6 separate regions of the Mus musculus genome follow, and regions 1, 3, 4, 5 and 6 are each linked to region 2. The links are chromatin loops, found by intact Hi-C in ENCODE. Cell type or tissue: heart. All regions are shown on one strand. Region 1 holds the start of Dgat2l6 (diacylglycerol O-acyltransferase 2-like 6). Region 2 holds the start of Gm14902 (a long non-coding RNA gene). Region 3 overlaps Kif4 (kinesin family member 4). Region 4 overlaps Pdzd11 (PDZ domain containing 11). Region 5 overlaps Igbp1 (immunoglobulin (CD79A) binding protein 1). Region 6 holds the start of Igbp1 (immunoglobulin (CD79A) binding protein 1).

Region 1 (5,000 bases), 210 kb after region 2:
AAAAAAAAAAAAAAAAAAACCCAGAGGCTAAGATTATTGGTGCTGATGTAGAGAAATCTGAACCCGTGTGCGCTGTTGTGAGAAATGTAAAATGGTGCAGCCACTGTGCAAATTGGGTTGGCAGGTCTTCAAAACGGTACAAAATAGGATTGTCACACAGCCCATAGAATCCCTCTCTTTGTATATCCTAAAGATTAAAAAGGAAGGTTTCAAAGAGGTTGTTAAACACTCATCCTGAAAACAGCATTATTCCTAATGGCCAAGAGGGATGTGTGCTCATTAACGGATGGATGAGTACACAGCTTTTCGTGTAATCATATCAGTGATATTTCATTTTTAAAAGGAAGGAACTTTTGACACATGATTCCAAATGAATACACTTGCATGACTTTATGAAATAAATAAATGATCTAGTGATAAAAGTGACTATGACACAACAGTCTAAAATAGAAAAGACTCATATGGACAGAAATTAGAATGGTGATTTCCAGAGCTGGGCAGCAAGCAGAGAGAAATTTAGGAATTTAGGGTTTGATGGGTACAGAGTTTCAGTTTAGGACAATGAAAAATTTTGGACATGGCTTAGAATACTATAGAATACAATGTGTTTCAAAGTGTCTAATGCAATGGCACTGATACTTAAAAGAAGGAATTTTGTTCTCTCTATATTTATCATAATAAAAAAACCTTTAACAAAGCAGACCAAAAAAACCCTCTATTTTTATGTGTTTTCACTGGTGACACAATGGTGCCATCATGTGTTCCTAGCATTCCCATTCCACTCCTCCAACTCTTCCAGGGTAGCTCACTGGGAGTCAGTGAGCTTTAGAAAGGAGGAGGAGAAGGATGTCCCTGCTTTCTCGATCTCTTACATAAGGTGTCACCTGATAGACTATCATAGTCCTGCTGGAAGACAGTGTCTATTGAAAGGGGGGAAAATGGATAAAGAAAAGGAAAGCCTGAGAATTATCTTCTGGGAGCAAAGTAAAACTGTTGTACAGAAAAATCACTGCCAGAGTAGCCAGAACAACATGAGCACGTGTGTTCAAGCCACACCAAGGAGACCTGCCAGAAAGTATCCACTTACATGCCTCTCCTCCGCATTTAATGGTGCTGGGGTTGAAGCCAGTGCTTTACACTGAGTCACAGCTAGTGTCTGCCTGCCTGCCTGCCTTCTTTCCTTCCTTCTTTCCTTCCTTCTTTCCTTCCTTCTTTCCTTCCTCCCTCCCTCCCTTCCTTCCTTCCTTCCTTCCTTCCTTCCTTCCTTCCTTCCTTCCTTCCTTCCTCCCTCCCTCCCTCCCTCCCTCCCTCCCTTCCTTCCTCCCTTCCTTCCTCCCTTCCTTCCTCCCTTCTTTCTTTCCTTCTTTCCTTTATTGCTGAGAAAGGGTCTCACCTTATAGATCAGGTTGGCCTGGATCTTAATAGTCACTTTGTAGCCCAGGCTGGCCTTGAACTCACAACACTCCTACCTAGGCCTCCTGAGTGATGGGTTTACAGATGTGAACTATCAGGACTGCCTAGTTTTACTTCCTTTTCTTTAAAAAGAGATTTATCTACTATCATCATTATTATTTGCGTATGTATGTAATGTGTGCTGTGTGAATGGGCACATGTGTCATATGCTGTGTGTAGAGTTTGGAAGACAACCTGAAGGACTCACTCATTGCCTTCAGCCATGGGCTCTGGGAATTGAAGTCAGGCTTGGTCAGTAAGAGCTTTAACCTGCTGAGAAAAATCTCACCAGGATCCACCTGCCTCTGCCTCCCAAGTGCTGCCTGTAATACCAGCACTTGGGAGGCAGAGGCAGGTGGATTTCTGAGTTCGAGGCCAGCCTGGTCTACAGAGTGAGTTCCAGGACAGCCAGGGCTATACAGAGAGACCCTGTCTCGGAAAAAAAAATGACATCGTTAAGGGCATCTATCCAGTACTCAACATACAAAAGTGGGTCTCTAAATTAAAGGGCAGCTATCTCATTCCTTGCATCCCTCATACGATATAGTAGCATACGTGTTTCTCACTCTATTCCTTATGAAGCTAGCTTTAACAGCAGTTCTAATAACTACTGGAATTTTGAAGTCATCTTCAGCTTAGGCAAGTTTTTGAGATGACTTTAATAAACAACTCCTCGAATGAATGAAATGCAAATCTCTGCCCTGTCTGCTACTGACAAAACCTCAGGTGCTGCCATCAACATCCAAAGCTTGTCACCTACATTCATAATCAAAGGAACAGCTGCAACACAACTAGAGAGGAATGACAAGAAAGCCACATTTCTGCCCACCAAAACTGAAAGTCCCCAAGCTGCCCCCTAATTCTTAGTCAACAAGCCTTGGGTTGATAACCTCTGCCCTAGCTGTGACTTGGTACCACCTAGGTCCTACACATCTTATCACCCAATATGGCACCATTTCTCCCCACTCAGTTTCTAAGCTTGCTTCTCTCTAGTTAGCTTCCCAGGAAAGCCTTGGCTTCTGGCTTCATTTGGGAGCCCGTTAATCCCAACACTGATCACTGAGTCTTCTGAACAATAGCTAGCTTTTCCTGAAAATTCTATTATCACTCATACAGCCCGCAGATTTTAACCGAAAATTTTTTATAACATTCTTATAGTAGGGAAATCACCTTAGATCTTTCTAATAACACTAGTCTATCAAGGAACCACCACTCTGGCCCATACTTAAACATGATTCTTTTCAGATAATTTGTAGAAAAGAACTCCTGATATTTACAGTAGAGCAGCTAGAACCTCACTCCGGCCCTAGGCATCCAGTCCACCCCTGGAGGGGTGGAGGGACCCAAGCAGCTGCTGGACCCTCACATGGGGTTGCCTGACCTCTTTCTAGATCTGTTCCTTGGTCCATGGGGTTTACTCACCTAAAAGTACATAAACTGGAATCCACTGTAAGATGGAGAGTGTTCGGAGGCCTTCCTGCAGATCTAGACAGGAGAAAGCGGCCATTGCTTCACTGTTGCAAGGAGCCCAACCAGAAGCTCCAAGCCGCTCAGATGGAGCGATGGCAGGCTCCTTGCTCTTATCTCTTCTCATTAGGGCTGCTTACCTGCTGAGCTTTTGTCAGGACTGACTGAACCTTTCCTCCAGTTTTCTGGCCCCACCCCAACTTCCTACACACATAAGGTTGCATATTAGACTATCTAATATGTGTCCTTTCTGTACATGCAGCTGTAATTTTGATGAGTCAGCAGAGGCTGTGGGTAGCTTTAGCTGTCGGGTGGTCTCTGACTAATTAGTGCAAGAGAAAAGAATGGCTTTGTTCACCTTACCTAGAAGTTCTGCAAAGCTGAATAGTACTTGCTTCAGAAATGAGAACGAGGTGCCACATTTGCTTCTGCTCCAGTGGCCACTCCAGCTCCTTCAGTGCAATAGAGTTCATGTTCAGCGTGCATATCTGGACTTCTCCAATTCCTCTTTGTGCCTCTGTTCCCAGGGCTTCTAGATCAGTACCAGACGCCATATGGCAAAGCAGGAAAAACACTGCTCGAAGCTCTAGCTCCACCACACTCTTCCCTCCCTGCAGTGACTATTCTCCCTTTGAAATTAATCCATTTCTCCTCCACTGTTTGAAAACTAATGTTGGAAGGCAGTATAGTGGGTCGGAACATAGACTTCAGAGCAGGACAATAGGAGTTTTGATCTAAGCCTTGACACGTGACTCCTCATGCTATGGTCTACCCACCTGTAAGATGGGGATAGTGAGAGTGCCTGCTTCAGGCTTATCTTGACGATTATATGAGTGAATGAGCATCACTTGCTCAGCACAAGGCTTGGTGTATATACTAGCCAACACAGAAGTGTTTCCTGCTATTATCATTCCCATCATTCAGTTTATGGCTATGGACCACCTATTTATTTCTGGTTATGGCTCATGCTTCTGTCTACCAGCCTTTGCAAAATTCAAGATCATACCAAGGTCCAGATCTCAGAATTTATTTTTTTCCAGTTATTATCTATTGAATGATACTGTTTGCAAATTACTGTTGTTATGGACTGATAATTCATTGGGGAAAATGACAGACATAATTTCTGACTTTAACAAGCTTAGGGTCTAACAGAAGAGATGGATTTTTTTTTCCTTTTCTCGTAGGGTTTCTCTGTTAGCCTTGCCTGTCTTAGGACTCCCTCCTTGACCATGCTGGCCTTTAACTCAGAGATCTACCTGCCTTTGCCTTCTGAGTTCTGGGATTAAAGGTATGTGTCACAACTGCCTAGCTGTGATTTAAAAAAATGTCTATATACTTAGACTTGGAAAAGATCAATATTCCGTACATAAGGCCTTGACTATTGAAGGGAAGTAAGCAGAGCTCTTCTTGCTGATCGGATAATGTGCCTCTTTATCGTTGAGCCTTGGGAAGCTTCCTACTAATCTCACGAGTGTTTTGTCAACTGGAGCCCTTGCTTTTCTTACTCCCGAGCTAGCTAGGGCTCTCAAGTTGCTTTTTGGAGCTTCATGGCCACCTGGAGGGAAGACCATGTCCATTGAGTATTTTCAGGGGGAGGAGACAGAGGTAAGGGAGGGAAGCCTAGCTCTTTCAGAAACAGTAGGTGGGGAGGGGCCTGTAGAGGCCAGGCCATGCAAGACCAGGCCCCAGGTGAGCTCTGAGGTTCTTACTGACCAGGTCGCTGTTCCTTTCCATTTTTAGATGTGTACCTAGAAAAAGTCCAGGGTCAAAAGGTCAGCCCCGAAAACATACATATGAGTAACATCATACAGATAGAGCAGGTTTTATTTAGGGAATATATATATATATATATATAAATAAATAACAACTGATAATGGAAAACGAGGCCATGGATTTGAAAGGCAGAAAGAGAGAGAAGAGGTATATGAGATTTGGAGGGAGGAAAGGGAGAAATGTTATAATCTCAAAAATAAAAGAAAAAGTTAAAATATGCTGGATCAAGCGATTATGGCTACACTTCCAAAGTCTTAGTCTTCTCATTGTGTAGAAGATATTAAGCAGACAGAGCTGGGTGTGTTGAC
Region 2 (5,000 bases):
TTTTTCTCTCTCCTTCCACCGCCTCTCCAGAGCCATGGACAAACAAACTAAGATAGGCCGGCACTGTTCGCTGCTGTCTCATAATCTGAGCTCATTCTTGAAAATAGAGGTTCAGCAGGTGACCTCAGGCCTTGGCGTGTGTGGAGGGGCGATGTCTTTTGGCTACACATTGCGGAAGGCAGAAGTTTCTCATTTTCAAGGGGTGAAGGATGAAGACTGCTGTTCTTAACCAAAGGGAATTCTAGAAAATTGAGAGTAGGTGGGAATAATTTTGGTGATTAGCCCAGTGAATTATAAAGATTTGCCCACCACTCTCAACATGCGCCTGGGGAAACTCCTACTTTAGCCCATTACAGTAAAGACTCAATGGGAATGACAAAACCCACAGGATTATTCGCAGGTGGCTCTTGAGTCAGGTTTCTCTGTAGAGTGAAAAATCAGCCATCAAGTCTGCAGACCCCTTTGAGGAGGGACAGAGTTGACGAAGAGCAGAAGAGATACAAAGAATGGGAGGAGGGTAGACAGGGGACTTGGAATCGTCTTGGCTCTGTGCCATCTTTACTAGGGTCATGCTGAAGCGCCCTATCTTCATGAGGTCTCCAGGGACCAGAAATCCTCAGATTTCCCTTCTAGTAAGTTAGTAATCTGTGTAACCTGAGAGTAGGCCCAGGTCAAGGCCATGCATGACACAATAACTTCTCCACTGAGACTCACATCTGCCCTCTCAGCCAGTACATACAACAGAAGCTTCACTGTGGTCGAGCCCCCAACCCATGGCAAGTCTGGGGGAAAGCTGTACCTAGGACTGTGCTTTCCCTCGGGTGATACTAGGTTGAGGTACCTTGCAGCTGGAGAGCGTCTGTCCCAGTCACTGTCTCTGTCCTTTGCAGCTTTACAAAACAGGATGGCAGGGGAGGCTCCTTGTTCCCCATGTTTCCAAATTGAACTGGGTCGGGGCTGTGCCTTGGCTCTATTAATAGCCCCCTAACCCAGCCTGCTAGCCCCAAACCCAGATGCCAGGAACTGTGAGTCAGCAGCTAAAAATAACGAGCAATTGTACCCAAAACCCAACGAGCAGTTCCCCTTGGCCTTCTGCCCTCAAATTTTGGTCAGTCTTAGTCTCCAGTCCTGGGCTTCATAGATGTTCAGTGCCTACAGCTGTCTGGTCCTCCTAGGAAGGAGAGTTTGCGGTGGCCAGCTCAGAATTCAGTACACAAAGCTAGAAGCTAGGAGCACGGTCTGAATTGGTGATGGAGCTCTGGGAATCTGGACGCTGGAGTTAGAGAACTGCAGCCAGAACTATGTGGCTGGAGGTTGATGGGATATGAAGGGGATGGGAGGGAAGGAGGGGAGGGGGAGGGGTGAGAGGGGGAGGGGAGGGGTGAGAGGGGGAGGGGGCAGGGTGAGAGGGGGAGGGGAGGGGCGGGGGAGGAAGAGGGATGAGAGGAGAGGAAGAGGGAGGAGAGGGGGAGGTGAAGGGAAGGGGAGGGAAGGAGGGGAAGGGAAGGGATGAGAAGGGGAGGGGAGGGGGAGGTAAGAGGAGGGGAGGGATAAGGGGAGGAAGAGGGAGGATAAGGGGAGGGAAAGGGGAGGGGAGGGATAAGAGGGAGAGGGGAGGGAAGGAGGGAAGAGGGAGGGATGGGGAGGGGAGGGGAGGGAGTGGGGAGGGGAAGGGGAAGGGGAGGGGAGGGGAGGGAAGGGGGAAGGGAAGGGAAAAGGGAAGAGAAGGAAAAAGGGAAGGGAAGGAAAAAGGAAAGGAAAGGAAAGGAAAGGAAAGGAAAGGAAAGGAAAAAGGAAAGGAAGAAGCTGCAGGGCCGAGAGCCTGGGCAACTGACAAGGGCAGAAAACAAGTGTATGAGGTGGGAAGCAAGTAGATACCCAAGTGTATGCCAAGCATATGTCAGGTACAGCTCGCCCTACCTGACAGGCTGCGGGCTCAGAGAGCTGAGGTCCATAGTCGGCTAGACTGAGGAGCGGGATCAGGAAGAGGGAAAGGTAATAAGGGAATGCAGTTTGAAACACAGTGCGATCCTCTCAGTTTAAGGCAACATGGATCTTCAAACAGCAGCCACAGCGTTGGCTTGCGGCGTCCCTCCAGCCCTGCTATGCCTGCCTAGGTCAGGTGTGTCGGCATGGAGTGAAGAGGACGGTGATGAAAGAAAGAGGTGTGTGTGTGTGTGTGTGTGTGTGTGTGTGTGTGTGTGTGTGAGAGAGAGAGAGAGAGAGAGAGAGAGAGAGAGAGAGAGAGAGAGACTATGAGAGTGAGGGGCAACAAGGAAAGAATGAGTGTGTGTGTATGTGTGTGTGTGGTGCGCGCGCCACCGCTGCAAATTCAAACTCGCCTCCATCCACAGGAGACCTTAAGCGTTCAGAGGCATACTGGGAACTGTAGTTCCCATGGCTGCCAGTAACCAAGGGGTGGGGGGCCAGAGAGGTAGGGTCTTGTTCTGAGATGCTAGGGCTGCTCCGAGTCCTGTTCTGACTGGCCGGAGAGAAGGAATCGAGGAGCTTTCCCTGTCCTGACTAAAATCTTAATTTGACTGGCATTTGAGTCTAGGCAGGAACCAGGATGAACGGCAGTGTAATGGAGGATTGCAGGGTCAGCCACGGAACCCCTACTTGTCCCAGTTTTTGTCTTCTCACTCCCTTTTTACCTGCCTCACCATCACCCTGGCCATTTCAGCTTTTAGCTTTACAAGCAGCAACATATTGAGGAATTTGCTCAAGGAGAAACCTAGCTAGAACCAGACCCTACGCCCATCCCAGAAAAAAAAAAAAAAGAGTAGAAATCAGATCTAGCTCTCAGAGTCTGAAGTCAAGGACGCAAGTTCCCGAACCCACAAGGAAAAGTGGTGGCATTCATCAGTATGTCACCATATCCAGGGGTTCAGACCACTCAGGGCTAATGACCACGAGGTGGAGCTACAACGCAACCCCTGCTCGAGGCTTCTGGGCCACCGGGAACGCGGCAGTCGCCACTCCTCTCCAGCCTGCCTAGGAGAAAGGGGGGTGGTGTTAGTCCTTCCATCTCCCGCCCGCCCGCAAATCTCCTCATGATGACCTCTCAATGTCATTTTACATCCAGTTCCAGATGGAAAAAGCATTCTTCCAACTCCGGCACAGAAATGATTAGACTGTGACCAAATGACAAATTAAAAATTCATTGAATAACAGATTAACAGGCAAGATACAGGAACCATTCATTGCTCACAACAAAAACCTACCATAGACACAATATTATATTGCTAAATGAGCTTTTTCACTCCCAGCCTGTAGGCAGAAAAGAAGATGAAGTGTGAGGGTGAGAAGAGAAGGCATGGAGTGTGGACTGTCTTCAGCATCTTAAGAGTTCTTCCGGAAAGGCCATTGTGGCCAAATTTCCTTCAGTCATCATTCTGAGCTATCCCACCCTGACACACCCTGCTTCTTCTATCCAAGTACATGTGCACACAAGCCTAATGCATTATCTTGGCAATCTCTCTCACTTCCTTGCTTTAATTTCATTTTGGGAGTAACTTCTTGTCAGTCACTGTCTTTCCGACTAATTCATGTCAAACACCAAAGGCAGCAAATTCCATGGCAGCTTGAGACATGCCCACCATCTGGACAGAGGGCCCTCTGAGTTCAAAATCTTCTGTTAGCAATGCTCCCTCCTCCAAACATTTGATTCTAGGACATTCCACTTCAGCTCCTGTCCTTCCCTTTGAACAGTGCACACAGGCCTTAGACAGCAGCTGGTGGCGGCCTGGGCCCGGCATTCACTCAGAGGCGAAATTGTTGATCTTGGTCAGTAGCACTGCTGTTTCTAAGCCTAGAGAAGTAAGAGACGGGTCATACAGGGAGTGAAGCCAGGGGAAATGAGGAGAAAATAAGAAAGGAAGGGCAAGGGCATTCTTACCTGTTCTGTTTCTCTTAGCACATCCCCTAGAGAGGGGGGGGGGAGAGAAAGAGAGAGAGAGAAAGAGAGAGAGAGAGATTGAGACTTTCTTTTTTTCTGTTGCAAGTTCCACCAACTTGTTACAAGACTCTCCAACCCAGGGTTCCCCAAAACTGCTTTCGCCAGGGTCAAGACATTTTATAGAGATAAGGAAAACTCGAAATTTGCAATGACAAAATCTTAATCCCGGGCAGTGCACTCCAGTCAGACTCAACCTTTTTTACTTGGGGCCCGGGAAAGTGCCCAGGAGACCAAGGCAAAAGCACTCACCCTCGGAGGAGGAAGATACTCAAAAGCAGCAGAATGGAGGCACAGTCGGTGATCACCCAAATCATTAAGTATTTTTGAGGGGGCTATGGAAATGGAAAAGTCCCTTCAGTGGCCAGAACTCCCAAGAGTAGCATATGGGGTAAATAAATATGGAGGGGTACAGGTTTAAGAGGAAATAAGAGATTGGACATGAGGGGCAGGGACAGTTCTAGAGTCCTTACAAGAAGCCAGAGGGGGTTCTGCATCTGTTGCAGCAGCTGGCAGGCATTGGTGGTGACAGAATCCACCCCTGCACACCAGAGCAGGGAGAAGAGCCAGGGCTTGTTCACTACAAACAGGTTCACTGAGATATTATCCTGGTGCAGGGCCCTGTGGAAGTGGGGGGAAATGGAGGAACATACAGAATTTGCCCAGCTCACGTCTGAGACTCTGCCCTGGACCCATTCTCTTTTATGCAGATCTCTGCAATGTAGAATAATGCTAAAGCCGTTCTCATGGCCTACAGAGCGCTAACAAGCTTGATCCCTGTCTAGCTTCCCAGCTTCCCCTTCCTTGTTGTTTGCTTGCTATTCTGCCTTTGCCTCTTCTGTTTTAGCCATCGTTAGCTCCTTGGAATCAATCGTCTGGTGTTTAGCTCAGTTGGCAGTGCTTTCTAATGTGGCTCCTTACACTAAACCCCAATCACTACTGTACCATGTTTTCATAGTATCACTACCCAGCATAAATGTAGTTTAGGTAATTTATTGTCTATAACTCTTGCTAGTTCCTAAATTCCATGAAAGTCAGGACCTTT
Region 3 (5,000 bases), 64 kb after region 2:
CAGGGATTTGCTTCTTTCCTTTGGGAAATTTTATGACATCTATTTCAAAATGGGATTAGTGTAGATTAGTTGAGGTGATATGTAGGTATTCATTATTCTATGCTGCACAAATGTCCTCTATAATATTATGTTAATATTTTAGAGACTGGAACCAATAGGTGTTCAAAGTGTTGGGGTCTCAATTTGGGCCTCACCAGAATGATCCTCTCCAGCATCTGGGCTGTTTGACCAGCTGCCTCACTCAGACCACGACTTAATTTTTCATTCTCTTCCACCAGAGACTGATTCTTCTCCATCAGGGACTGAAGATTTTCTGATGGTTCCACACTAAAACAAAGGAAGCACAAATTTTAATAAAAAATACATCTGATGGCCTTCTTGGGGTAAAACTACATTCCAGAAGGCAGGGGAAAGAGTCCAAGCCTGATTGTCTTCCCAGGCATATAGTATTTGAACGGATGAATCAGAAAAACACGAAAATACTTAATGATTTGGAAGAAGTAATAATTCAGAACCAGATAAGGCAGTAATAAGCACAAATAACTTTTGTCATGGCTCATAGTTTAGGATTTTTCTACTCACATCACAAAGTTTAAACATGAAGGCTGCCCATTCTCCATTCTTCCCACCCTTGGTCCCTCACTACAAATTAAAGGGGCTGTGGAGATAACGACTCAGTGAGTAAGATGCTTGCTCCACATGAGGACACGAGTTTGGATTCCCAGCGCTGAGTGTGCCTGTAATTCCAGTGCTGAGAGGCAGCGAAAGGTTGAACCAGGATCTCAGTGACTAGCCAGCCTAGCCAAGCAAAGAATTCCAGGTGCAGTCACAAAAATAAGATTGACAGGAGCTAGAGAGAGGGCTCAGTGGTTAAGCGAGGTTGCTGCTCTTGCAGAGGACAACAGTGTAGACCCAGAATCTCCATAAGGCAACTCACGGCCAATCATCTTTAAGTCCAGTTCCAGGGAATCCAATTCCCTCCTCTGGCTTCCAGGGCACCAGCACTCACATGTACAAACACAATTACACATAATTAACAAGAATAAAATTAAACTGTGAAAAAATAAGGTGGAATGCTTATAGAGGAAGGCACCTGATGTCAACTGTCAACCTCTGGTTTTCACACACACATGCATGCCTGTTTGCACCTGAATACACATGCTTGTATGTGTACACACACACACACACACACACACACACACACACACACACACACACACACGAAGTAGCGTTCAGGGAGCAGCTGTTCAGAATCTCAATAAGCAGATATGTGACTCCAGGAATATAACATATGTCCTCTCACCCAGTTTTAGACCTTTATCAATTCTCAGAGATCTTAAATTTCTTAGTTTGTTCTTCATGAAAACGTTAATAGCAAGGCCACATGATAAAGTTTCATGCCACACTGTTAAAACTTTGCCAAGACACTTAGGAAAGAATGCTTAATTCAAAGAATAGTTTTAAAACAAATTATTAACATATGCAGTATTACTTTGGAATGCTGTTTTTTCATTCCCTTATCATTAAACCGAAAACTGCCGTGTCACATAAGCCAAGAAGTTTCAAATTAATGATACTTTTAACTCAATATTTTTATCCTAAAATATTTCTCTAAGTGGAGAAATCATACTTAAGTGAACTGTTCATTTTTTTCCAAGAAAAATTTACTACTTATGAGAAGACTCTTCACTGCAATTTCAAGTTAATGTTGTAATATTTAAAGACTACTGAAATATGTGAACAGTTCTATAGCACTGTGTGCTAGGCTCGATAGTAAATGATTTATGTATATTAAGCATTTCATTCTCACAACAGCCCCACTAAGCAGGTAGTTTAGTGATTCTCATTTTGAGGTTGAGGATACTGATATGTAAAGGATATGTGAGGATACTGATATGTCAAATGAGCCACGGTCAGAGAACTAGGGGATGATGGGAAAGGTGGGATTTCAAGTCAGCAGTCCAGTTTCAGCGGCCATGTCCTAAGTACTATGCCAACCTCAACACAGGCATACAGGCGTGCAGAGAACACTGGGCATACAAGCACTCAGAGTAGTAAGGGAAAATGAGTTCTCCCTAAGTCTGGAAGGAAAGCAGCACTGAATGAGAACATGACCTAGGACATCCATATGATGGGGAAGGGCTTAAAAGCAAAAAGCAGAAAGTAGAATTTGGACAAAGAATAGGCAAAAAAGAAAACACACATACAAAACCCAAAAGACCAGTGTTTCCTATTACACATGCTATTATTTAGTTGCCAATGTTAGGAATTCACATTTGCTAGGCAGGTATAAGCAGACACAGAAATAAGTACAAAGATTCCAATAACAGAGAACCTGAATCAAAAAACAAAAATACAATCCAAGTATAAAAGATAAAAGCACTCATATATGCCAAATGTACTTTTTGTAAACAGCCTTATTACATGTCTAACTATAAATATATGTTTTTGAGGAGAGCATTTTTATTAAATATTAAATAATGAATTGCTTGATTCATTGTTTCTTATAGTCTATTACTAAATAAATTTCACTACATGTATCTACCTACCTACCCATCCACCTACATATTTGTGTATCATGGGTGTGTGTGTTGTGTGGGGGGGAACACACAGACATGCCATGGTACATATGTGGAAGTCACAGGACAACTTACAGGCACAGGTGTTTCTTTCCATCACACTGGTTCCAGGGAGCAAATTGAGGTGGTCAAGCTTGGCAACAAGAGCCTTTACCAGCTGAGCCATCTCAACAGCCTCATTCCATTACTTTTAAAGCTGATGTTCGTGTGTGTGTGTGTGTATGTGCATGTGCTATATTCGGGGGAATTAGGAAAGGGGGCTGAGGCAAGGTCTTGTTATTTGTAGTATTGGTAGGACTTATGATTCTCCTGCTTCTGTCTATAGGTATGTACCACCACATCCAGACTCAAAGGACCTGTTTTATAGTATAGTCTACAGAAGGCTAGAATGCTTTCTGTTAGTCTCATTTTCACTAGAGTTGTCACACATTTAACAGGCTTGTGCTAAATGGAAATAAGAAGTCAATTGCTTTAAAATGAGTATAAGGGAAGGCCTCTAAGGAGTCCTTCAATAAACGCTAGCTTTCTAGACTTTATCTAAGTCATAAAATATTATTGGGAAACCCAGACTACAATAACCAAAGAAGAGAAATTTGTAGTAGCTTCAGGGAGATGAAATTATGGCAACCTTAAGTTTTATTCTTCACTCTTTTAATGTGCCACAACAGGTAACACATTATTTTTAAAGTGAAAATAATAATTCTTTTAAAAAAAGATATTTAAAAGTAAGCCCAGATCATATTCATTCATATATATATATATATATATCCCCTACAAACAGAAAATTGAACTGCAAAACATGAGTACTATAAGAAAAAGTGTTTAAGATATTTTACTTTTTATGGGTATGTGTATATAAGTGCCTGTGTGTCTGGGAATGTGACTGTAGGTGCCTGCAGAGGCCAGCAGAGGGCATTTGATTGTCTAGAGTTACAGGTGCTCAGTGGGGGTGCCAGTCTTCCCAAAGAGCAGGATGTGCTCCTTTTGGTTTTTGCTTTGTTTTGTTTTTTGTTTTTTTGTTGTTTCGAGACAGGGTTTCTCTGTAGCCCTGGCTGTCCTGGAACTCACTCTGTAGACCAGGTTGGCCTCGAACTCAGAAATCCGCCTGCCTTTGCTTCCCAAGTGCTGGGATTAAAGGCGTGCGCCACCACTGCCTGGCCATATGTGCTCTTAATCTGTGAGCCATCTGTTCTGTCCCAGTGTTAATTTTAACAAAATCTCAAACATTCAATTTTACCAATAAGATGCAGGAGTCAGATGTTAGGGTGAAAGCAAACAAACAAAAACCCACAACCTATGACAACAAAATAAAAGCCTACATACATGAGAAGAAAATATTTGTAGCACATACCACAAAGGGTAAATAACATAATATTCAAAGATTTAAAAAATGTGGATCCAAATTAGGGCTTACTACAGTTTAAGAAGTATTAAAATAAGTGTTAGTGAGACTATGAAGACAGTTGAAGCTTTGTTCACTGCTGGTAAGAATGTAGAAATGGTATAATGCCTATAAACAGTTTGGTAGTTTAGTTACAAAATTAAAAGCAGAATTAACACATGATTTAGCTATTCCAATCCTAGGTATACAGTCAAGGAGATTGAAAGCAAGGGTATAAACAGATAATGTACACTCATGTGCATAGCAGTATTATTTACAATACTCAAAAGATGGAAACAACCCAGTTTTTGCCAATAGGTGAAAGGATATGTCAAATTCTGTATATAAATACAGTGGAATATTCTTCAGTCTGTTGTCCCTGATCTGGCCCGGTGACAAGTACTTTCTGGCCGGGAGGCACTGCTATTTGAGCTTATCAGTTGTCAGAAGTACAGGAAAGGGACCAGGGTTAAGTGGATTAGAAATGGATGAGCCAAGTGCTACAGCAAGAACAAATAGAGTTGACTTCCCTCCCTCCCTAGGCTGGATCAAGGCTTGGAGACTGGGAAGAATGCTAGTAAACTTTACTCCCACTCGTAAACTGCAGGAAAGGTAGTAGTACTGCCATCTGTTTCTGGTCTAAATTCTTCTGTCCTGTGTGGGATCTGAGAGTGGACTTTGAGGCTTATGGGAACATGGAGTTCTATGTGCATTTCTTGTGATAATTTGTTGTTGGGGGTCTTCTTATTCTCTGGGACAGGCTCTAGCATAGGGTCTGATGGTAGGCCTGGAGCTTGGCCAGTTAGAGGTTTAGCACTTTCTACTTCTGGGAGAGACGAGGTATTCTTTGCAGGTGAACTATGCTGTCGACTTATACCTCTGTTGGGGCACTACTGTGGCAAGCACAAAAATGTGTAATTTATCTTTATGTCTCCCTGACTTTCTATCCAATGCCACATCCTTGAGCTGTGCAGTATTCCCTGTTCCCTGTGAGATCATAATGGAGCAGCCTTCCTCAGAAACATCTTGAACTGCTAGAA
Region 4 (5,000 bases), 120 kb after region 2:
CTTTGAGAACTGTACTTGGGGCCAGTATGCTGGGGCATGTGGGCATGTCAGTACTCTGAGAACTCGAGAGGCAGAAGGGGGAAGATTAGGAGTAGGTAACAATCTATAAAGTCAAGGCAGACAATGGTGACATAGGACCTTAGTCCCAGCACATGGGAGGCAGAGATAGGCAGATCTCTGTGAATCCAAGGCCAGTCTGGTCTACGGAGTGAGTTCCAGGGCAGCCAGGGCTACAAAAGAAAAACCCTGTCTTTAATTAAGAAAAAAAAAAAAGAATCTCAAAAAAACAAACTGAGAACCAAATTTCACTAGCAAGCCACTTAATCTCCCGGCGGTATCACCAAAAATAACACATTTGAAGAGCACTGAATTTGCCCTGCAGTCTCCTGATTTACTCCATCACAACTACATAATACCTCTTCACTAACAGGTGATTCCAGACTCGGATGCACATCGAGCAGGACTTCAAGAAGGGGACCAAGTTCTAGCTGTGAATGATGTGGATTTCCAAGATATTGAGCACAGCAAAGTAAGCATAGCACATGGACTATAGTCATGCACGAAGCCATCTCAGGTAGGACAGGTTGGACCCGAATAGCCTTATCTGTATGAAAGCATCTCTTCAAGGGAAATGTACCAGAAGAGAGCAGCTATCAGTGAGCTAGATGGGGCGCATTCCATTGCTGTATTATAGTTCTTTCCTGAGTAATAGCTCTTCATTTGTACAAGCTGCCGTGTTCCTTCCAGGCTGTGGAAATCCTGAAGACAGCCCGAGAAATCAGCATGCGTGTGCGCTTCTTTCCCTACAGTAAGGCACTTTCTTTTTTTCTTTTTCTTTTTTCTTTTTTTACTTATATGGCAGGGCTCTAGGTAAGTAGAAGTCTTTGAAATATGGATAATGGCAAGCCCCAGAAGTTGAGAACTCATCCTGAAAATCATGTGCTGTGTTCTTTCTTACCCCAGATTATCATCGCCAAAAGGAACGGACTGTGCACTAGAGACTTGCAGCCCACAGCCTTCCGTGTGGGATCTGCCAGGACAAGCTGGCTAGACCTCTGAGAAGTTGGAGAAGTCAGGAAATTGTACTCTCCACACCGTCCTGGTTTAGTGGATGGGGAGGATGGGGTGACGGCTTACCAGCTGTATTATGTACTGTACTGTACTAGGAGTTCCCTAGTTTGCTAGGTGAGTTTCATTCTGGAAAAGGAGAAAGATAGTGATGTCTAGATGCCTGTAGCCTGTGGGGAAAAGCCAACTAGAAAACAACTGGCGTTTATCAGGTACCTTAGATTGGTCACTTATACAGCTAATTTTATTCGTAGAAATCAGTAGAAAAAAAAAGTCTTGGGAACCTTCCATCTGATTTGCCTGGCCATGCCATCCAGTCCTTGTACATATATACCTTGGAGTCCCATACACTTAGGAAACTCCAAGGAGACACGTCCTGCTCATCCCCGCCCCCACCCAAAGTAAAAACACAATACTGAATAAACGTGGCTTGAGTGATACTACTGCTTGAATATAAAATGCCATTGAGGAAAACAAATACATCAATCAAACACTGGGAGAAACAGCAACGTCATACTTACTTTACATCTCTATCAGGCCAGAATACTTGGGAGCTTAAAAAACACTAGCCATCGAATACCCGAGGGAGCTGGGCAGTGGTGGCGCACGCCTTTAATCCCAAGGGAGGCAGAGGCAGGCGGATTTCTGAGTCTGGGCCAGCCTGGTCTACACAGAGCAACCCTGTCTCTCAATACTAAGGGATCCCTAGAGTCAAGGGCTCTGGGTAAAACTGCCCCTTCCCCAGGAGTGTTCGACTTGGTGCTGTAGGGGTTGGTGTTGATATATTTTTCCCACATTCTCTGATCTGGAACTTAAGCCAAGGAAGTGGCATAGATTATTCCTTTTCACAGATAGCAGTAGGAAAGTGGTTTCCCACTTGTAGTTAGTGGGAATTACCAACTTCCTCCTTTTTCTGACCCTACCCCCAAATAGCTTTCCTTTGTCCTAGTGACTGAACATTACATATCTTACACAGATCATGACGGTGTCGTCTCCATTGAATGACATTAAAATACCCAGTCATAATTGAAAGGTTTTTTTTCTCTGGAGGAGGTGCTGCTACAGTGAAAGCCCAACATTTGACTTAAAAAGAATCCTAGGGAGAGCAGAGCCATCGAGGGGACTCTCTGGGCTGAAAGGATGCCTTCTTCCAAGGCTGACAATCTGAGTTTGATCTCCAAGACCCACATGGTGGAAGGAGAGAACCGGCTCCCAAAGTTGTCTATTCTTCGCCTGCAGGGAGTGGCAAGCAAACACGTGCAAGAATCCTGGAGCTGGACAGAATCTCCTACCTTCCTCTGGAGAGTGATTCTTTTCATTTGAGAGAGAACCCAGGAATTTACCTTATTTATTTATTTACTTACTTACTTATTTGGGATTTTGGTTTTGGTTTTGCTTGGTTTTGTTTTGTTTTGTTTTGAAGCAGGTTTTCTCTGTGTAGCTTTGGCTGGTTTGGAACTCACTCTGTAGACCCTCTTGAACTCACAGAGATCATTTGCCTCTGCCTCCTGAGTACTGGGATCAAAAGTGTGAATCACCGCTCCCACCCCCACCCAGGCTGGAATCTACTCTTTTAAATAAGCAAGATAACATTTCAACTGGCTGAAATGTGGGAACTGGCTCTTCCCATGAGTCCTACCTCAGCTGTACTAAAGGCATGACTAGAGACTCAGTTCTATGACATTGTTGGTGCTGAACCTTCTGAGCAGAGCTGGAGGTAAAATTAGCTTAAGTCTTCCTAGGAATTCTATACTTCTATTTGCTCTGCTGACCCCCAGTGGCCATCAGGGAGAGAAAAGCTTGGCTATTTCCACAAAACTAATCGCTGTGTCTGCTGAACGTTAAAGTCCTATTTCCATAGTTATTAAGTTACCAGTTCTTTTTTTCCTGAGGTAGGTTCTTGGTACATACTTCAAGCTGGCCTTGGACTTGTGGTCTTCCTGCTTCAGCTTCTGAAGTTCAGAGGATACAGGTGCATATAGACCCCAGCTGTGGGTAGCAGGATTGATTTTATTTATTTTTATTTTTTTTTTTTGTATGTGAAGGTCCAAAGTTGACATTGGTCATCTTTCTTCACTTTTCATCTTATTTCTGAAGACTGGATCTCTCACTGAACCTGAATCTCTTATTTGGCCAGGTTGTCTGGCAAGGAGGCCTCAGGGTTCCTCCTCTCTCTACCTTCCCAGTGCTGGAATTACAGGTGTGAGCTACCACATTCACAATTCCTTTTTTTTTTTAATATAATCTCTGTTTTGTAGCTCTGCCTCTTCCTGGAACTTGCTAGGTAGACCAGGCTGGCCTTGATCTCAGATCCACTTGCTTCTGCTGGGATTAAAGGTGTGTGTCACCATGACAGGCACCCAGCATTTTAACTACACTATGGGATTCAAACTCATGTTCTCATGGTTGTGTAATGTTGACATCTCTGTAGCCTCCAGTTGAGATTTTTTTCCCTTATCATAATTTATTAATTCAGCAGTCATTCTTTTAGCAGCACTTAAAAGTTCTACACCCTATCTGAGGTCCAGGGAACATTGCAGAAAAAGTTCAGGGGTGGAAATAATAGAGCCAGAGGATAAGGAGGAAAACTACCTTTCATCTTCTCCATATGACATAGCCACTGTAGTCACAAACACACCAGGCTGCGGTTCCCTGCACAAGACCTTGGAGATTCATAATGCTGAGCTAGAAAGAGACCCACAGAAGTTTCTTGTAAAGATCTTGCTCTAGGAAAGCAGTTATCAACCTGTGGGTCAAGACCTGTTTGGGGAAGCCTTAACGACCTTTTCAACGGGGTCGCCTGAGACCATCTGCATATCAGATATTTACATTGTGATTCAAAACAGCAAAATTACAGTTATGAAGTAGCAACAAAAATAGTTTTATGGTTTGGGGTCACCACAACATGAGGAACTGTATTAAGGGGGTTGCAGCATTCAGATGAGGTTCACAGGTATTCATTCTTTTCATTTTACTAATATGGTTCTTGTTTTGAATAATAAAAATTCTTCAAGACCTAGTAGAGTGACACACTGAGTTGGATTTCAGATTAAATATTATTTAATAATTCAGGTGGCTTGCAGCCTAAGAAACTGGGAAAGGAGATCCAACAATTCCCGGTTAATAGCTTTTAAGACAATATGGGCCAATGACTTGGCTTAGTAAGCTAAGGTACTTAGTGCCAGGCCTGATGCCCTGAGCTAGATCCCCATGATAGGAAAACAGACTTCTGTAGGACATCCTCCCACACACAGCCACATGTATGCCATGGCACATGTGTTCATATACATGCTCACATAGTAAGTAAATAATAAACACAAAAAGCAACTTATCTGAGAAGTGTAGTCAATATGGTCAAAAGTTCCAGCCATGGAGACTGGAGAGATCCCTCAGCAGTTAAAAGCACTGATGGCTCTCCCAGAGAACACAGGTTCAATTCCCAGCACCTACATGGTGACTCAAAACCATCAGTAACTGCAGTTCTAGGGGATCTCTATGCAGACACCAGGTATGTATGTGGTGCACATACAGATAAGCAGGTACATACACCATTTTTCAAATTTATTTTGGGGATCATGATTATATCATTTCTTCCCCCCACCCTATTCTTCTAAACCTTTCCATATATCTCTCCTTGACCTCTTTCAAATTTGTGGCCTTTTCTATATTCTTTGATTAATTTCTTTCATCGATTGTTATTGTGTATATCTTTAGGGTACCTCATTCAATATGATCGTTTCTAGTTCCATCCATTTATCTGCAAAGTACTTGATTTTATTTTTCTTTACAGCTGACTAATACTATATAGCGTATATGTTTCAGTATCATTCCTCAGTTGAGAGTATTGAGGTTATCTCCATATCCTAGCTATTTTGAAATCAACAGCAATGAACGTGGTTGAGCGGGTATCTTCAGGGTAGGATGCCAGGTCC
Region 5 (5,000 bases), 230 kb after region 2:
TCTTCATACCTTACTTGTCCCTCTAACTTTGGGTTCAAGGTGAAGATGAACAAGGCCATGGTGAGAAGCATGTGCTGGAACAAAGCTGTTCACTTCGTGGCAGCCAGGGACCCGAGAGGGAGCATGAGAGAAGGGGCCCTCAAGGACCTATTCCCTTCAATAAGGCTCCTACTTCCTAAGTGTCTATCCCTTACTAATAGCCCATCGAATTATTAGTGCACTGATAAAGTCAAAGAGTCCAGGGTCCATTCACTTCCCACATCCCTACCTGCTGCACTGGGGATGCTCTGACATGCAGAATCCAAAATATGGTACCAACTATGACTATCGGTTTGTCTATTTCTCCATTTAATTGTTTTGTCTTCTTGTAATGTGGGGCTTATTAACAGGCACTTCCAAAGTTCTGACTCATGTGTGCTCCTTGGCAACCACGCCTTTCTTAATATCACCATAGCTACTGGAAATATGGTACAGAGTTTTACATTTTTTCCCTTTTGATAATCAATATATATTTTTTATATTTTAAAATACACAATTTTCTATTGATAGTAAGCAGTTCTAGGAAGATTGTCAATTGTTGATTTTTTCATTTGAAGGCCTGTTCCATTAAATCAAAGGTGTTCTGGATTTGGCCGTTCACTGGATGAGAAGTGGCATCTCATCATTTTACTTTATATTATCCCATTATCCCAATGACATGATGTGGAGCATCTCATATCTTATTTAGTGAAGTGTCTAATTAAGATATTTTGGTCTATTTTATTTCATCTGTCTGTTCAATTTTCTTACTGATTCTTAAGAGAGTATTTGGATAGCAGTCCCTTATTGGATATATCTTTTAAATATTTAGTATTGTGTGTATGTGTGTGTGTACGTGTGTGTGCATGTGTTTGTGAAGGTCTCTCTCACTTCTCATGGCCTGGTTCAGGCTGCTGGTCATGTTTAGTCTACTACTCTCTCTCCCTGCTCGGACTATTCCAGGTGCCTCTGGCATCCTTTATATCTATCTACATATCTCCCTCTCTCTCTTATCTACAATACAAATCTTTTCCTCAACCATAATTTGGAGTGGTCATGTCCTCATTTCATTTAGTAGTGTGACAATTTCCCGGCCTTTCCCCAGAACTTTGATATACTCAGCTGTCTGGTTCCTACTGTTTCTAATGGGACATCAATAAGAATTCCCGTCTTTGCTGTCTGTGTACTTTATTTCCCTATACTTTCAAAATTTCCTGCATAAGGAGAATATATGTCTGTGTGCAGAGATCAGAGCTTGACACTGAATTGCTCTCTAACTTATACATTACAGTCTCTTAATTAACGAACATAGAATTTGCTAATTTGTCTAGCCTGGCTCAGCAGTGAGCTTCTGGGATCCTCCTGTCTTTGTCTCCCCAGCACTGGAATGACAGGGTACGCACCACCACACCTGCCTTTTTATAAAACAGAGAACTTCCAACATCAAGAGTCCTGCTCTCAAGGAATTTTAAGTTCCCTTCCCTCCTTCAAAGTGTGGCCTGCCCTCCAGTTTAATGCCTGCTTCTGGTCACTTTGTAGGACATGTAGGGAGTTGCTCTTTTATGAATATTTTGTTCTGTTTCTCTTTTTTGACTGTCCAGGGACCAGCATGATACAATCTTCTGTCATCGCCACAAGTGGGTTTTTGGTTTTGCTATCTGGCTTCTGTTTCCATGGCATAAATGGAAAGATCCAGAGATGACACTGCTCTGAAGCAGCTGCTGTCTGCTTTAATGGCAAGTGACACTGACAAGATGACCTCTGTCAGGTTTTTGCTCAGGTTTTTTAATTGTGTAGGCAAAAGAAACTTAGCAGTACAGACATCTCACCACTTCATACCTGATGCCGGCTTGGCTATTCCCCGGTCGGGTAATACTCCGTATTTTTGATGTTGTTCATACCAGTCACTCACCGTCATAGTTGCCAGGCTTGGATAACCAGTTCCAAATACTCTGCAAAAATCACATTTCATTTAGAGAACCAAACAAATGTAGCAATACTAGACAGCCTCTTTCCTCTAATGATAAGGCAGTCTCATTCACTGTTCTACATGGCAATCTTTGAGGACCTGTACAAACTTCTTCAGTAAGGCAGAAGAGGGGGCATCCCGAAGGCAGCACTAAAGCAAGAGGCCAGGGTCATCTCCCAATAACTAATCCCAAGGGTCAGCACTCTACCATGACAGTGTGAGTCGGCAATTAACGGTTGGTGGTTTTGAAATGTGGAGAATACTTTCCCGTGAGCCTGTGGAATAGCATCAAAACCTCAGAATTAAATCACAGGTAGGCAGATACGTCCTTCTGAGAACTGCTCACGAAGGCAAGAAGAGTGTCCATGATGGGGGGGGGGGAGGGGGGACCCGTGTAAAGCGTGAAATCCTGTATTTGATTCACTGATTTCTTTCTGTGTTATCTGCTTATTTTCAAGTTTGATGGGAAGGGAATTTCTGAGGACAGACATGGAGAAAGTATCAGGAAAGCTTTAGTCTCTCTGCTGAAAGAGCACCATTCCTAGCTTAAGCCATGACTTTGCAAAAATGTCTATTTTGCATTTTACTCAAGCATTGCATGGAACCATTGAAACTGAGGCTGTGGAGGCAGGTCAGCCTGTAGTACTACCTACTTGGCTTGTGCCTTGTTCCGAGTGAGGATGAAGGGTTTCATTGGAGGCTTCTCTGGAAGAGATGAGTGACAAGCTGTTTCCTAAGAAGAAAATTAATTTTAGAGGTACATTTGTCAGTTTACCCATTTTTATCGCCCAGGCTTTCAAGTCTCCTGGTGTGGAAAAGGCTCTGGGTTCAAAAGTCCCTCCCTTTCTATTATCAGGGGTCAAGCTCCAGGCTTTCTGTTTACATTTATTTCTTGTTGGGAAGAGTTAGGTGTGAAGATCAGAGGACAGTTTGCAGGAGTCAGTTCTTGTTTTCCATCATGTGGTTTTTGGGGAACAGACTTGGGTTACCAGCCATTCTGATGGCACCTCTATTTATCAGTCTTGAGGGGTGTTAGGTATTTTGCTAAAATGAGAGAGAGAGAGAGAGAGGGAGAGAGAGAGAGAGAGAGAGAGAGAGAGAGGGAGAGAGGGAGAGAGGGAGAGAGAGAGAGAGAGAGAGAGAGAGAGAGAGAGAGAGAGAGAAAGAGAGAGAGAGAACAAACGAACGCTAGCTCTCAGGAAACTTCTTACCACAAAGAAAAACCTATTTGGTTTCAAAACTGCCCCATCTAAAGAAGGGACTTTTAAAGCTTCCTGCCACGTTCCACATAACCCCTTGAGCTGAATCTGAAGCACTTTCCTTCAGCCCAGCCTTCTGCAGAAAAGAATTAAGAGCTTTCTCCCCAAAGTTCTTTCCAATGTAATCATGCTGTTAATTTTCAAGAACCTCTAGGGTATTTTAGAAATTGATGTCTGTCCATAAAGGGAGGGAGGACAGACCAGTGGTTTTTATAGAAAGCTATCTAGGTGTGCTGGAACAAAGTATGGTTAAACAGGAAGTGCTCGATTCATTTTCACAGCATCACTTCCAGAGCCCATCTCAGTACCACATAGCAAAGCAAAACTACTTACACCTAGCAAAGCAGGGACAGGAAAGGACTCAGAAGAGTCTAACCTCAAAAATGCCAGAAAACCATTCATCTGGGAAAAGTGTTCAAGGGGCCTTATGACCATAGAATAGTAAAAGTTCATTCTTTGGTCCTTTAACACGAAGGACCAGGTTGCCATTTTCCTCAGATAAGAGCTCCCAGGCTCATGAGGACAAGCCAAATGAAAAGGCAGTCCTGCCAAGGACTCAGATCAATTAGTGTGGTAGTTGATCAAGTCAATTCATGTTGGGTCCTGGACCAAAGAGCAAGTGGCTACAGAGCATATACTCTTTTGAAGCAGCTCTAGAATAGAGTTAGGCTGTTCAAAGACATTCAAAAGCTTTTAGACAAGATTCTTTTTAAAAAGTAGTCTTCTGGGCATTCTGTATACAAAGATGCCCCGACTTCAGTGTCTCCTACCCAGGTGATCAACTGGTCTATGAGTGTGCAATTGGGTAAGGCTAAGTTCTAAGTCGTTTCCCAGCCCAGACTTACTCCCTGCTCATTTGCCTCATCTTCCTTGTCTGTTTGTCTGTCTGTCTCTCTCTCTTCCTACAGTTCTGCTTTTCTTACCAATTTTAATCTTTTTCTTTCCCTTTTCTACAATTAAGTAGATTATAAAGGCCCTCTTTCCCCTCTCTGAGAAACCAATTCAGATTTTAAGGAAAAAGCATTTCCTTGACACCATCCAGTCCCAACTAAGTGCCTTAGATTAGAAAGTAGCAGGGAAGGTTGCTGAAATGAATCAGAAAATGATTCTGGCAAACCATCAGCCTTTCTCCACTTACCCTAACGTGAGCAATGCTTTTATGGAGGTTGACAAAGCTTTAGTATTTGCAGTGCTAATGATTAGGGGCTCTATCCCTGCTCGACAAGTTCTCCATCAATGAGCTACTTTTCCAGTGAGTTCTTTTCCAGCGTTTCATAATTTTTGTTTAGAGCTCTTTGGTTTTTGTATCTCAGACAGACCTTATACTTGTGATCCTTCTGCCTTAGCCTCCTGAGCAGCTGGAATTGTCACCACTACAAGCAGCTAGGGATTTTCATCCGATTTCTTTCCTGCAGAATGTTCAAACTTCGGGTGGCAGCTTCCCATTGCTATGTGGTCAAGGACAAGGCTTACCTCTCTTGGAGAGTCTTTTTCTTTCAGGATCTTTATTTCCTGGTCAATGCTCTCAAGCTCTTCTAAGCTGACAGCAATCCACCTCCGAAGGTGAAGGAGGTGATATTCCCGAACGCGCTCATCATCTGCTTGACCACTTTCCACAGCAGATTTCAGTGCAGACAACCTATGCTCCACCTCCTTCTTCTGCTTGTATCTGTTCCACAGAAAAGCATTACCCATGAACGTAACAATACAGAGTTCTTCCAAAGAAGGCTATAGTAAGGTCTGCCTTTGCAGAT
Region 6 (5,000 bases), 250 kb after region 2:
TCAGAATTTCATACATACTGTGTACAGTGTTTTGGTCATATTTACCTGCAACTTCTTCCAGATCAAACCAAGCCTTCCCATCTCCTTGTCATTTTGTTTCTTTATAACCCAATCTGTGCTGTCTATCTACTCATGGGTGCTGGGCCAATGTATGCTTCCTAATCATATTAAATAGTTACCACTGTTATTTAATTTCACCTAAGACTGAACCTGAGGCTTAGATAGATTAAATATCTTCCTTACTCAAAGTCCAATGCTTTATAAGGAAAGCTGAAACTCAAACCCAGAGCCCTGCTTCTGCCATCTTACTTTTAGCTAGATATATAACTACACTTGACCTTGACTGAGCTGTGCTAAGAGTTTATGTATTTCTCCGATAATCCTTCATAAAAATACTCTGTGAAGGAGGACTTGCTATCTCCATTTTACACCTTGGGGAAATAAGTAACCTACCCTCAAATCACAGAGTACCTAACGATGGACCTGGGATTTGAACATCTTCTTAAGCTTGCTGTTCTGATGTGAACCCTACAGCACTCTCCCTCCTTATTCCTTCTGCCTTCTTCCACCTTTTGGCTCCAGCCTTATTTTATTGCTTGGGAGGGGGCACTGTTCTCCGCCCATACAGCTCCCTCCCAGCTGTTTATTTAAGGCCTCTGTGGCTTTACCAACGCTATTGCTCTGACGGGCGAATGCCATCCTCTCCTCTTCCCCAGCCTCACACTCCTAGTCCCCTTAAGCACCCCCTTTCCTGAGAAGCCTAGTCTTCCCACAGGTCCCCTCTCTGCCTGTGGGTGCCCCTGACTGCTTCCACCGTACTCCACACCTCTCCCTTCACAACATTTTATACTGCCATGCTGTTTCTACGCTACTTTTCCCCACAGAGCACAAAGATCACCCACATTCATACAAACACCCAATCAGTTCGTATCCCCAGTGCCTAACTTTGTTCTTAAGACACTGGGCATTCACGGAATTTTCTAAGGTTAAATCAAGGTTAACATGATGCTGTACCAGGGCTATGATTAATTCAGGATGCTAGACATCCCAGCCTGTATGCATTCTGAACAGAATTGCTCAGTAAATAGTTCAAGATATTGTGTACTTTTGAAATATTTACCCCATACAAACAGCATTATGCAGTGACATGGAAAAGGTTGTGGTATACTTTGATCAACCTAATGGTTAGAATAACACTGCTACTAGTGATGACCCTAAGGTGTGTGTTGAGGGGCTGGGGGGGTGGTCCTGAAGTTTTAGCACAACCCCCTCAACAATGGCACAAAGGCTTGTTAAGATTCAGGAAAGTTTGCTTTCACCAGGGTCTATGTTCATTAAGAACCAAGAAAATAAAATACACTATTCTGTAGTACACACACACACACACACACACACACACCACACAAACACATGCACCCCCAACTACAGCCCTCAAATTACAGCCATTGACCCACCTCTCTATTTTAGCCTGTCTTTGAGATGCCATAGCAACGAGATTTGGATAGGCCATGGAGGAGCTAGCAGTATTATTTTCAGCTGAGTTAGTCTTGGTTTGGGGTAGCTGAAACTCTGCCACATGATAGCAATGACACTGAGTTAAGAAATGTACGAAGTGTTCTCGAGCCCGCTGCAAATGATCTAGACGCTTGCTGGGGTTGACTTGTTTCATGGTGAGGGCTCCTTGCAACGCTGGCACCATCAGGTACTTCAGGTCGGTGGAAGCAATCTCTTCCAGATCTTCATTTCGGCTGCAAAGAGCAAAGAGGAGGCCGTGAAGCCTGGTTGAGCATTAAGCCGTGGCCCCTGCTTCTAGGGAAGAATAGGGCTGGGAGAGAGTGGTGCAAAGACATTGGCCAGATTAAAAAGAAAGTGGCTGAGCTTGCATACCCAAGGACCAGGCAGTCAGCCGTACACGAGGGAGCATTGTTCTGGGATATTAAGCATCTCAGAAGAAAAGTGGAGAATGGAAAGAATGTACACGGGTGAACAAGTAGGAACCGCGCGGTTTTAGCCTTAAAGGTCCTTTCCACCCAAGTGCAATGGCTCTGCCCTTGCTAGCCATTCCTTCTCTGCGGTTCCTGCCCTCTCCCCCGTACCTGAACAAATCAAGCTGCGATAACATTCCAGCAGCCTTCTCAAGGAGTTCTAGTCCTTTGGACACCTTATCCTGGATTGTTCGGGAGCCGGTGGGTTCAGTTGCTACTTCCACGTCCTCCAGAAGTTTTTTGCTTGTTTCAAAGAGCTCCGGAAGCCGCGGCAGCAGTAACTCGTCTTCAGACGCTGCCATCTTGTGGAAAGAAAGAAACCCGGAAGAATTTCTACCGAAGTCAAAGGTAAACTCCATAAAGACGAGCCCTAAAGCTCTCACGACACAGGAAGCAGTAGTGCATTGGCCAGCGACTTGTTACCAAAGCTTCCCAAATGACTTCTGGGAATCGCAGTTTTCTGGCCCTGGCAACCGTTTCCAGGGACTCATTTTCAGCCAGCCGCTTGTTTTAAAGTCGTCTGTGCTGTTTTACTAAAGATGGGCTCCACGTGGCCAGAAGTGGACTTGCAAGTTCCTAGTACTCTGAGGCACAGGAGTGGCGGGGCTGATTTCCAAACTCCAGCCAGCGTGAGTAGGCGAACGTGTTCCATGCTTGGAGAACCACGAGCCTGCTATGCCAGAGAAGTCAAGTCGTTCCCCCAAGGAAAGTCCTGCTAGTCAGCGGCCACTCTCTCGGTTTCCGGGTCTGCTTACCCTAGAGGACGTGAAGTTGTAAGTCGCGCTCTCGATCAATGCCCACCCACCGCGCCACAACCTTCTGTCCCCTATACACTCGAACACCCTTTGAGCCAGCACCCTGTGAAACCTTTCTCTTTGATCAGGAACATTTGAAAACTTGCAACTCCTATCTACCAACAGCCGGCTGCCTTCCTTTCTTGGAACTTTCTTTCCAGGTCACACTTCTATGCAGTCTTTGGTTCTCTCCCCATATACTGTGCCTTTCACCTCGCCGTTCGGATTTCTTCTGTGCACGCATACAGCACGGACCACACTGCATTAATAGCTAGTGTTTTATAAAATCTCCCTTCCAGAATGATTATGAGCCATCTTAGCACCTCCTCTGGCTATCCTTCATACTGAAGTTACCCAGAGTCATGATATATAAATAGAAAAATAAAGCGATCTCTTTGGAAATCAGCTCAGCTTTGCAGATACTAGATGGCTGGCTACCTAGTGCTCAGGTGTGCTTATCTTAAATTTAGATGTGTTGTAAAAGTAAATTACAGGTCAGATTTTGATTATATAATCAAAACATGTAAAAATATCTCAACGCTTTGACTATATGTTGAATGATAATATTTTTGAGACAGGGTCTTTTGTAATCCAGTCTGGCTTTGAAGCGCGATGGCCTTTACCTTCCAATCCCATGTGCAGGGATTACAAGAGCGTGTCACCACATTTGGTTCCTAGGGATTGAACTCAGGGCTTTGTGCATTCTACACAAGCGCTCTACCAGTTGAACCACACACACCCAATAATAGTATTTTAGTATATTCAGTTATGCGTTCTTAAATTTTCTTTGTTTTTAAAAATAGATGCCAACTATTTTTTTTGTTATTATTTTTTTGTTGTTGTTTTGAAACAAGTTCTCAAACTTGCTATGTAGGTAAGGATGATATTGAACTTGAGATCCATGGTTTCTACCTCCTGAGTGATGGTTACACCTGCAAAGTAGTACAGTCATACACGTGGTTTATGCTGGGGATTGAACATAGAGCCAGCCTTGTGCTACCTACACAGAACTCTACCAACTGAGTTACATTCCTGGTCCAATCTGCAAGAAAAGTTGAAGCAAACGTATTTAAAATGTATTATTAGTTATTGGATTGTGCCTGGGTTGTATGCGTATTTGGGCACACATGCCATGGCACACATGTTGAGGTTAGGGAACAGCCCTATAGAGTCAGTTCTCTCTTTTCATCTTTATGTGGACTCTAGGAATCGAATTTAGGTTACCAGGTTTGTGCATCAAGTGCCTGTACTTGCCATCTGGCTTGTACTGGCTGGTTTTGTGTGTCAACTTGACACTAGTTGGAGTTATCACGGAGAAAGGAGCTTCAGGTGAGGAAATGCCTCCATGAGATCCAGCTGTAAGGCATTTTCTCAATTAGTGATCAAGGGGGAAAGGCCCCTTGTGGGTGGTGCCATCTCTGGGCTGGTAGTCTTGGCTCTATAAGAGAGCAGGCTGAGCAAGCCAGGGGAAGGAAGCCAGTAAGGAACATCCCTCCATGGCCTCTGCATCAGCTCCTGCTTCCTGACTTGCTCGAGTTCCAGTCCTGACTTCCTTGGTGATGAACAGCAATGTGGGAAGTGTAAACCAAATAAACCCTTTCCTCCCCAACTTGCTTCTTGGTCTTGATGTTTGTGCAGGAATAGAAACCTTGATTAGGAAATGGCTGGTTAGAAACTTTAAAGTTACATTTATGGCTGACAAGATCCTGTCATACTGCATTAATGTAAAATATAATTCCAGGGCTTTTGAGGAAAGGATACCATTGCTTTGGACAAATAGTTATGAATACATATTGAGTCACTTCAGGCACTCTCTGAGTTGTCGTGGAGATTTAAATTAAGTAGAAGGTACATTGCATGCCCCCTGAAAATAAGGATTTTAAGCCAAATATGGCTGGGAAGTTTTGTTTTTTTTTTCTCACATAAACAACTAGAGGGCAATATAGGACAACGTTGTACTGCATCGGAGAAAGGCCAAAGCACTCCATGATTAGATGTTTAGGAGGGTTTTAATTTTTTCATTTTTATTTATTGGGGGGTGGCATATACGTTATGGTGTGTGTGTGTGCGCACACGCATGCGTGTACACAGGTCAGGGCAATTGGGGGTGTTATTTTTCTTTCTACCATGTGGGTTCTGGGAATTAAAAAAACAAAAAAAACCAAACAAACAAAAAAAAAAAAAACAAGCACCTTTACCCATTGAGTCACCACACTGGACT

What was found. Peaks named below come from ENCODE experiments on the same cell type or tissue, not always from the same donor. Only the 100,000 strongest peaks of a DNase experiment are listed, where the experiment ranks them.
Region 1: a loop joins it to region 2, with 2.2 times the contacts of the local background. A loop is called at or near these places in 3 of 42 quality-filtered maps.
Region 3: a loop joins it to region 2, with 2.6 times the contacts of the local background. A loop is called at or near these places in 2 of 42 quality-filtered maps.
Region 4: a loop joins it to region 2, with 11 times the contacts of the local background. A loop is called at or near these places in 13 of 42 quality-filtered maps.
Region 5: it touches region 2 in a loop (2.1-fold over the local background); 7 of 42 quality-filtered maps call a loop at or near these places.
Region 6: a loop joins it to region 2, with 2.3 times the contacts of the local background. A loop is called at or near these places in 6 of 42 quality-filtered maps.

The regions. Positions count from the first base shown.
Region 1 is chrX:100,522,882-100,527,881 of GRCm38, reverse strand. Dgat2l6 (diacylglycerol O-acyltransferase 2-like 6) reads right to left here and starts at 3,044. Exons shown (of 7, transcript NM_001114084.1): 1 at 2,875-3,044. The coding sequence starts at 2,959. In heart, no CTCF peak of the experiment used is centred here; no DNase peak of the experiment used is centred here; H3K27me3 peaks cover 737 bases.
Region 2 is chrX:100,737,041-100,742,040 of GRCm38, reverse strand. Gdpd2 (glycerophosphodiester phosphodiesterase domain containing 2) reads right to left here. Exons shown (of 16, transcript NM_023608.4): 13 at 4,429-4,576; 14 at 4,208-4,290; 15 at 3,899-3,924; 16 at 3,140-3,811. The coding sequence ends at 3,759. It overlaps Gm14902 (a long non-coding RNA gene), which reads right to left and starts at 1,046. Exons shown (of 3, transcript XR_387009.1): 1 at 842-1,046. In heart, a CTCF peak has its summit at 2,898 (motif pointing right); DNase peaks (open chromatin) are centred at 980 and 2,950; H3K4me3 peaks cover 1,914 bases; H3K27ac peaks cover 843 bases; H3K27me3 peaks cover 1,094 bases.
Region 3 is chrX:100,672,614-100,677,613 of GRCm38, reverse strand. It overlaps Kif4 (kinesin family member 4), which reads right to left. Exons shown (of 30, transcript NM_008446.2): 10 at 195-327. All of the region lies in intron 2 of Gm52438 (a long non-coding RNA gene), which reads left to right. Among named protein-coding and RNA genes, the nearest start is that of Kif4, 49 kb to the right of the region's middle. In heart, no CTCF peak of the experiment used is centred here; no DNase peak of the experiment used is centred here.
Region 4 is chrX:100,619,391-100,624,390 of GRCm38, reverse strand. Pdzd11 (PDZ domain containing 11) reads left to right here. Exons shown (of 7, transcript NM_001356384.1): 5 at 431-529; 6 at 748-808; 7 at 964-1,520. The coding sequence ends at 998. Among named protein-coding and RNA genes, the nearest start is that of Pdzd11, 4.0 kb to the left of the region's middle. In heart, a CTCF peak has its summit at 2,845 (motif pointing left); no DNase peak of the experiment used is centred here.
Region 5 is chrX:100,502,910-100,507,909 of GRCm38, reverse strand. It overlaps Igbp1 (immunoglobulin (CD79A) binding protein 1), which reads right to left. Exons shown (of 6, transcript NM_008784.3): 3 at 4,720-4,915; 4 at 2,641-2,720; 5 at 1,858-1,970. Among named protein-coding and RNA genes, the nearest start is that of Igbp1, 11 kb to the right of the region's middle. In heart, no CTCF peak of the experiment used is centred here; no DNase peak of the experiment used is centred here.
Region 6 is chrX:100,491,653-100,496,652 of GRCm38, reverse strand. It overlaps Igbp1 (immunoglobulin (CD79A) binding protein 1), which reads right to left and starts at 2,362. Exons shown (of 6, transcript NM_008784.3): 1 at 2,097-2,362; 2 at 1,455-1,748. The coding sequence starts at 2,287. It also overlaps a transcript of Awat2 not described here. In heart, a CTCF peak has its summit at 2,316 (motif pointing left); a DNase peak (open chromatin) is centred at 2,442; H3K4me3 peaks cover 2,128 bases; H3K27ac peaks cover 1,087 bases.